Linked DNA regions of Homo sapiens: region 2 is linked to region 1. A link is a loop called in an ENCODE intact Hi-C map of the cell type or tissue named here. Cell type or tissue: dorsolateral prefrontal cortex. All regions are shown on one strand. Each heading gives the region's core, and the rest is flanking DNA. Links, peaks and the distances in the headings are about the cores only.

Region 1 (2,909 bases), core at 245-2,744:
CTCCCTCCAAGTAGAGGCTTGTGAAGAGCTCACCAGAATATCTCATTCTGGGTTCTGTGTTCCTAGGGAATGATGGTGGTCAAAGAAGCCAGGTAACCCACAGATCCCAGTACCCACAGATCCCGGAAACAGCCCCTCCAAACCACGGAGCGGAGTGAAGGAGGCAGTGTCCAGATCGCAGAGGGCTTTCATGCCCACTTTCTCCCAACGGCCTTACAAATGACCCTGGCAAGGCATGCATTCACCCAGGTCAGAGCTCAATAAATACTTGTGGTGTGAGTAAATGAGCCCCAGGTTATAACTGGGGAAATTGAGGCCAGGAGAAACCAGGTAAAGTCATAAAGAAGAGCCAGAACCCCACGACCAGTCATCTGATGCTCCCTCCACCCCATCACCCCTCAAGGGCCTCTGCAGGCAGCAGTTTAATCTGAAGCAAATCCTAAAATAGTCCTCAAGAAGATGAGCACATCCCAGCTCTAATTCGCCCTCCAAGTGCCTCGAAAGATCTTTTCTAACAAAAACACAGAAATGATTTTTACAATCCAACCAACCATCAGCTCCATGAACCTTGAGAGAGACGGGAAGGCAGCCGCAACCTCTGCGAACTGAAATGTATTGTCAGAAGGATGTAATTACAAGTATTTATGTACACTGATTCTGAACCAGAGAATCCCGGGATGGCTCTGGGGCCAAAAAAAAAAAAAAAAAAAAAGAGAGAGAAAGAGGGAGAGAGAAAAAAAAGGCTTAAAAACTCCTGACAATGAGCAATTCTTCATGGAACAAAACTATTACAATAGCCAGCCTTTGATCTTGCCCGTCTCCTGTTGCCAATTGTATTTTGTCACCATTGGACTGTCACCCGCGAGGGAGCACTTTTGAATTAAGCAGTCTACAGCAATTTAGTCTGCACTGGCTTTGAAGTGCCAACATCAGTCAGGCCAGGACTAACTTTTTTCATTAAAAATTTTTCAGCTTCTCTAAGGGAGCTTTTTGCCTTTTTTTTTTTTTTTTTTAAGCCTGCCGGGACATTTAGATAAGTTGAGCCTCCAACCCGTGGCCCCAAGACATCAAAAGGCGCGGGGTCCAGTAATGCTGGAGGCAGCCATCACTAAGCCCTAATGGAGTGCTTCATTAAGATCGCTTCAAAGGCCCCCGTTTACAGACTCGGAGATTGACTAATTTACACATTGTGGGAAAATTGCTACCAGCTCTGCCCACACCCCAGCAGGGGGAGAGACGCCCTCTTTCTTTGAAAGGCAAGAACTGCAAAAGGCCCCTCTAATTGCAGACTGGCCTTTACAAGGGAAAAACCCAGGCCCTGCCCTAAATTTTGCATTCGGCTGCCTTAGCACTCTGCGTCCTCGCACCGACCCTGGGGTCCTGTTTGTCCGGAGACAGCGTGGCACCAACCCAGCTGTGTGTGCTTTGGAGCTGGATACTCCTAAACACGTTTGGGTTTGAACTCCAGCTCTGATCCTGCCAGCGAGGAGCCTTAGAGCAAGTGACTTAACCTTCTGGGCCTCAGTTTCCCTCATCTGAAAATGGGCGTGATCAAGTCACCTCCCAGGGATATTTTCGAGGATGAGAGGTAAGGACGGCAGGAGAAGCTCAATGTGCTGGCTACTTTTACCTTAGCGTAAACATATAAGAGAGCGAAAAGGCATCCCTGAAACTGAAGCCATGTTTTCACAAGCTGTCTTCACGGCTTATTGATTATTTGAGATGTTTGCACACAGACTGGGGCATGAGGTCCATAGATAGGTGCGGGTCAGGCCCGTGGCTGTTTTGAGAACTGTGTTATGTGGCCTCAATGGCAGCACGTAACAGCATCAATTCATCTATTAATAGTTTTCCTTTGTCGTAAAAGCAAGTTGGGAAGGGCGTGATGAGGCGAGCTCTCTGGGATGCTGTCATGTGGATTCACCCACGGGTCTGAAACCAGGGCTGGCTATGGAAGGTTGGTCACCAGAGGCCCTGTGGGAAAAGCACCAAGCTCAGGGTGCAGTCACCCTTCCAGTCTGGCTCTGTCCCCAACGTCCTGAGCAACACCAACCATGCCGCCTGTCCTCTCTGGTCAGCAGGGTTCTCCTGGGACTGAAAGGGCAAGGCCTAGGTATGCCCAAAGCCTCCTCCCCAGCCTGATGACTCGGGGTCTTCACCCCGCTTGAGGCCTCAGCATCTCTGGGACCTTGTGAGAGATGCATGTTCATAGGCTGCCCGGCCCTCCTGAATGGGAATCTGCATTTGGAATGATCCCTGGTGATTCGGGCACACAGTAAAGTGGAGGAGCTCTGCCCCAATGCTTCTTTGGCCCAGGAAAACACAGTGATGCTTGTTTCCTCAGGGGATCCAGCCCGGTGACTTTGGCCTGGGAAGTCATGATTTTTGGGACTAACAGCCTGGCAGGCCCCTTGCCTACCACCCAACTGGGACTCATTGTGTTTACATCAGTGTCATGCAGCTTTACTCTCTAGGGTCATGTGGGGTCCCAAGTGAGGTAAAGGAAACTGCTGCGTCATTCATCGAGCACCTACTGTGTTCAGGCATCCTGCTGGGTGCAGCGCACCTGGTAAGTAACTGAGATTGTGAGTCATTTGGTCTTTTGGTTGAGTCATTGAGGAAGAGATTGAGTGACTGGCCCAGGGTCACACAGTCAGTGAGTGGCCTCCTTCCAAGCACCCCCTGCACCACCCCCTGCACCAGGCTGCACAGAGGAATCCCAGGGTGCCCATTTCTGGAGGTGCCCCCCCGAAGAGGCTGGTTAGATGGGGACCCAAGGGGAGGCCTGAACTGCCACGTCCTCCGGTATTGTCCCCTTCCCCTCTACTTTCTATTTGCCCATCTTCCTAATTAGAGGGAAAAAATCTACACTCACTTCCTCTATTCAACCTTTCACTTAAAAAAAAAAA
Region 2 (2,909 bases), core at 213-2,712, 58 kb after region 1:
GCGCTGCCCGCCCCCTGCTGCCTGGCCAGCCCGGTGGCTGAGGAAGACTCGGACATGGAGCCAGGATGCCTTTCCCCTCAAAGTGTTGGCTCTGTTTTGTCGGGAGTCAGGAAGTCTGTGTCCTGTGGCACCTAATTTAGGAGTGCAGAGGAGCCCCATGCATTAGAGAAGGGGGAGCATGAAAGGAAAAGACAACGCACCAGTGAATCACTCCTTGACAAATGTGACTGTTTACCACACCCTTGGATGAGAGGCATTCGTTTTTCACGACAGCCCTGGCAGGAGAAACTAGTCAGATAGGCCAGCCTCATTTTCCTCTTCTGTAGAATGGGTACATGTGCTGAGAGAGTTGCAGGAGTTGGATACATAAAATGCACAGCCTGGGATGCAGAGCCCTGCATGGGGTAAACAGCTGATGAATGGATAAAGGAGCGAATGAACATGTCGCTGCCATTGCCACTGCCATAGACTGTCATCCCATTTTGCAACAAACAAGCAGGGGCCCAGAGAGGGAATGTGAGTCCTTCAGACTACACACTCAGGACCTCTGACCCAGACCCTGGGTCCTTTCCTCATCAACATGGTGCCGCCCAAGCACGAAGCATGTTTAGTTTTGGCAGATACTTTTTCCCCATACAGATCCTGCCCTGCGAGAAAAGGTATGGGGATTTTCAACTCCATTTAACAGATGAGCAAACTAAGCAGCTAGGCAACTTGACCAAGGTCACTCTCTTGGTGAGTGCCAGAGCCAGGGCTACAACCCAGCAACCCGTTAGAATGACGCCCAAAACTGAAGCCAAGGACTGACAGAGGGACCCAGACCCTTGGCTGGGAGGCCCAGGGAACAACTTGGCACTATAGAGCTGCTAGAATCTGGGACCTAATCTCTCCCCAAGAAGCCTGATTTTTTAAAAAGGTCTATTTGCTAAGAAGACAAAGTACAAACCCATTAGCAGCTCTTGAAGTTTTGTTTTTGTGGTTGTTCCTGTCATTCTTTTTTCTCGCTGCCAAAAAATCATCAGGTTAATTTTTTTAAAACACATGGAAAGATCTAGGACACACCCGTCCCCTCCTGCCATTCCTGTGAATTTGGGGATTAATACATGGGGTTGCTTAGATACCTTGGAGCAAGTAACCCCAGCACAAGGTAGTGGAAAGAACTCTGGAGTTTTCACAGAAAGCCTTCGTTGGATTCAAATCCTGACTCCATTGTTTATTAGCTGTGTGACCCTGGGTGTGTCACTCAACCTCTCTGCTTTCTTTCCCTACATCTGCCCATGGGTACAAGACCTCCCTTCCTCTCGGAACTGATGTGTTATTGAAGCAGTGATGCCCAAGAAAGGGCTTTGCAAATGAGAGAATGTGATGTAAATGGCATCTCCTCTGTTCATGATCAGGCACTGTTATTCCACTTGCTTTAGCCACAGGTTGAGTGAAGGAAAGAAAATTGCACATGATCATGTTCTGAGATATTGTTCTTTCCTTACAAAAAAAAGAAATCAATGACTACAAAAAAACTGGCCTCATAAACATTGGTTTTCACCATAGGAAGCTCAACAAATAAATATCTTCACAGTTTGCTCGGCTGTCGGCAGGCTTGAGCTGACTTCTTAAATGACATGAAATAGGCGGCTCGAGTTCCCCAATGTTTATGTCAGCACTAACAAACTGTCCCTTCATTACAGGCCTGCCGGAGATCAGAGGCCCAGATTATTGAAGGAGACGCCTATGAGATGCCCAAGCGGTTGCTGTGACAACTCTGCTGGAGGGCGGGAGGCGGCGAGGGCGGGCAGCTGACTGTTGGCTGTGGACAGGCTCCAGGCGTGCCAGGCCAGAGTGGGGATAATTCCACCCCAGGTTGCTTAGCTGAGGGTTCTCTGCGCATTAAGCACCTTAACTCGCTGTCCTGCTGCACCCCAGCCACAGAGGCCTTGGTGAAGGTGAAATCTTAGAGAATAGCTGGGAAGCCAAAAGGCCAAGCAGTTTGATGACTATTTCCTTAAAGCTGATGAAAAAGCAACGTGGATAATATTTCCTAACAATAATGGCCAGCAGTTAGTGTTCACTGCCAGGCCCCTGCCCAGTACCAAGAGCTCAGGTTTTACATCAGCATGACGTGACCTATGTGGAATCCCTGGCTAGCTCTGTGACCTTGAGCAAAGTCACTCAACCTCTCTGAATCTCAGGCACTAGTGTTGACCATGGACACAATAACACCTTCCACCTCGTAGGTTTGCTATGCAGCCCTGGGGCACTCCTGTGCAAAGCCCCATGCAGAGCTCAAGCATGGGGTCTCTGGGACCACACTATCAGGGTTCAAACTCCAGCTCTGTCACTCTCTGGCTATATGACCTTGGGCCAGTCACCTAATCTCTTGAGCCTGGTTTTCTCATCTGCAAAATAGAGATACCAGCACCTGATACGATTTGGCTCTGTGTCCCTACCCCAATCTCATGTGGAATTGTAATCCTCAATGTTGGAGGAAGGGCCCGGTGGGAGGTGACTGAATCATAGGGGCAGACTTCCCCCTTGCTGTTCTTGTCATAATAAGTGAGTTCTCATGAGATCTGCCTGTTTAAGTGTGTAGCACTTCCCACTTTTCTCTCTCTCTCCTGCTCCACCATGTGAAGATGCACCTGTGTCCTCTTCACCTTCCATCATGATTGTAAGTTTCCTGAGGCTTCCCCAGCCATGCTTCCTGCACAGCATGTAGAGTTGTGAGTCAATTAAACCTCTTTTCTTCATAAATTACCCAGACTCAGGTAGTTCCTTATAGCAATATGAGAATGGACTGATACAGAAAATTGGTGCTGGGATTGTATAAAGATACCTGAAAATGTGGAAACAGCTTTGAAACTGGGTAATGGGCAGAGGTTGGAACAGTGTGGAGGGCTCAGAAGAAGAAGGAA

What was found. A loop is a pair of places that touch in the nucleus more often than their neighbours do. Peaks named below come from ENCODE experiments on the same cell type or tissue, not always from the same donor. Only the 100,000 strongest peaks of a DNase experiment are listed, where the experiment ranks them.
Region 2: it touches region 1 in a loop (6-fold over the local background); 2 of 110 quality-filtered maps call a loop at or near these places.

The regions. Positions count from the first base shown.
Region 1 is chr4:4,760,480-4,763,388 of GRCh38, forward strand. It overlaps LOC124900165, which reads left to right. Exons shown (of 6, transcript XM_047416490.1): 6 at 67-2,909. It overlaps LOC101928279 (a long non-coding RNA gene), which reads left to right and starts at 1,281. Exons shown (of 3, transcript NR_125892.1): 1 at 1,281-1,588. RefSeq lists enhancers at 2,037-2,909, 2,491-2,909, 2,662-2,909. In dorsolateral prefrontal cortex, for the core only: a CTCF peak has its summit at 1,239 (motif pointing right); DNase peaks (open chromatin) are centred at 857, 1,174 and 1,342; H3K27ac peaks cover 385 bases.
Region 2 is chr4:4,818,721-4,821,629 of GRCh38, forward strand. No RefSeq gene overlaps it. Among named protein-coding and RNA genes, the nearest start is that of LINC01396, 24 kb to the right of the region's middle. In dorsolateral prefrontal cortex, for the core only: no CTCF peak of the experiment used is centred there; a DNase peak (open chromatin) is centred at 1,761; H3K4me3 peaks cover 305 bases; H3K27ac peaks cover 1,055 bases.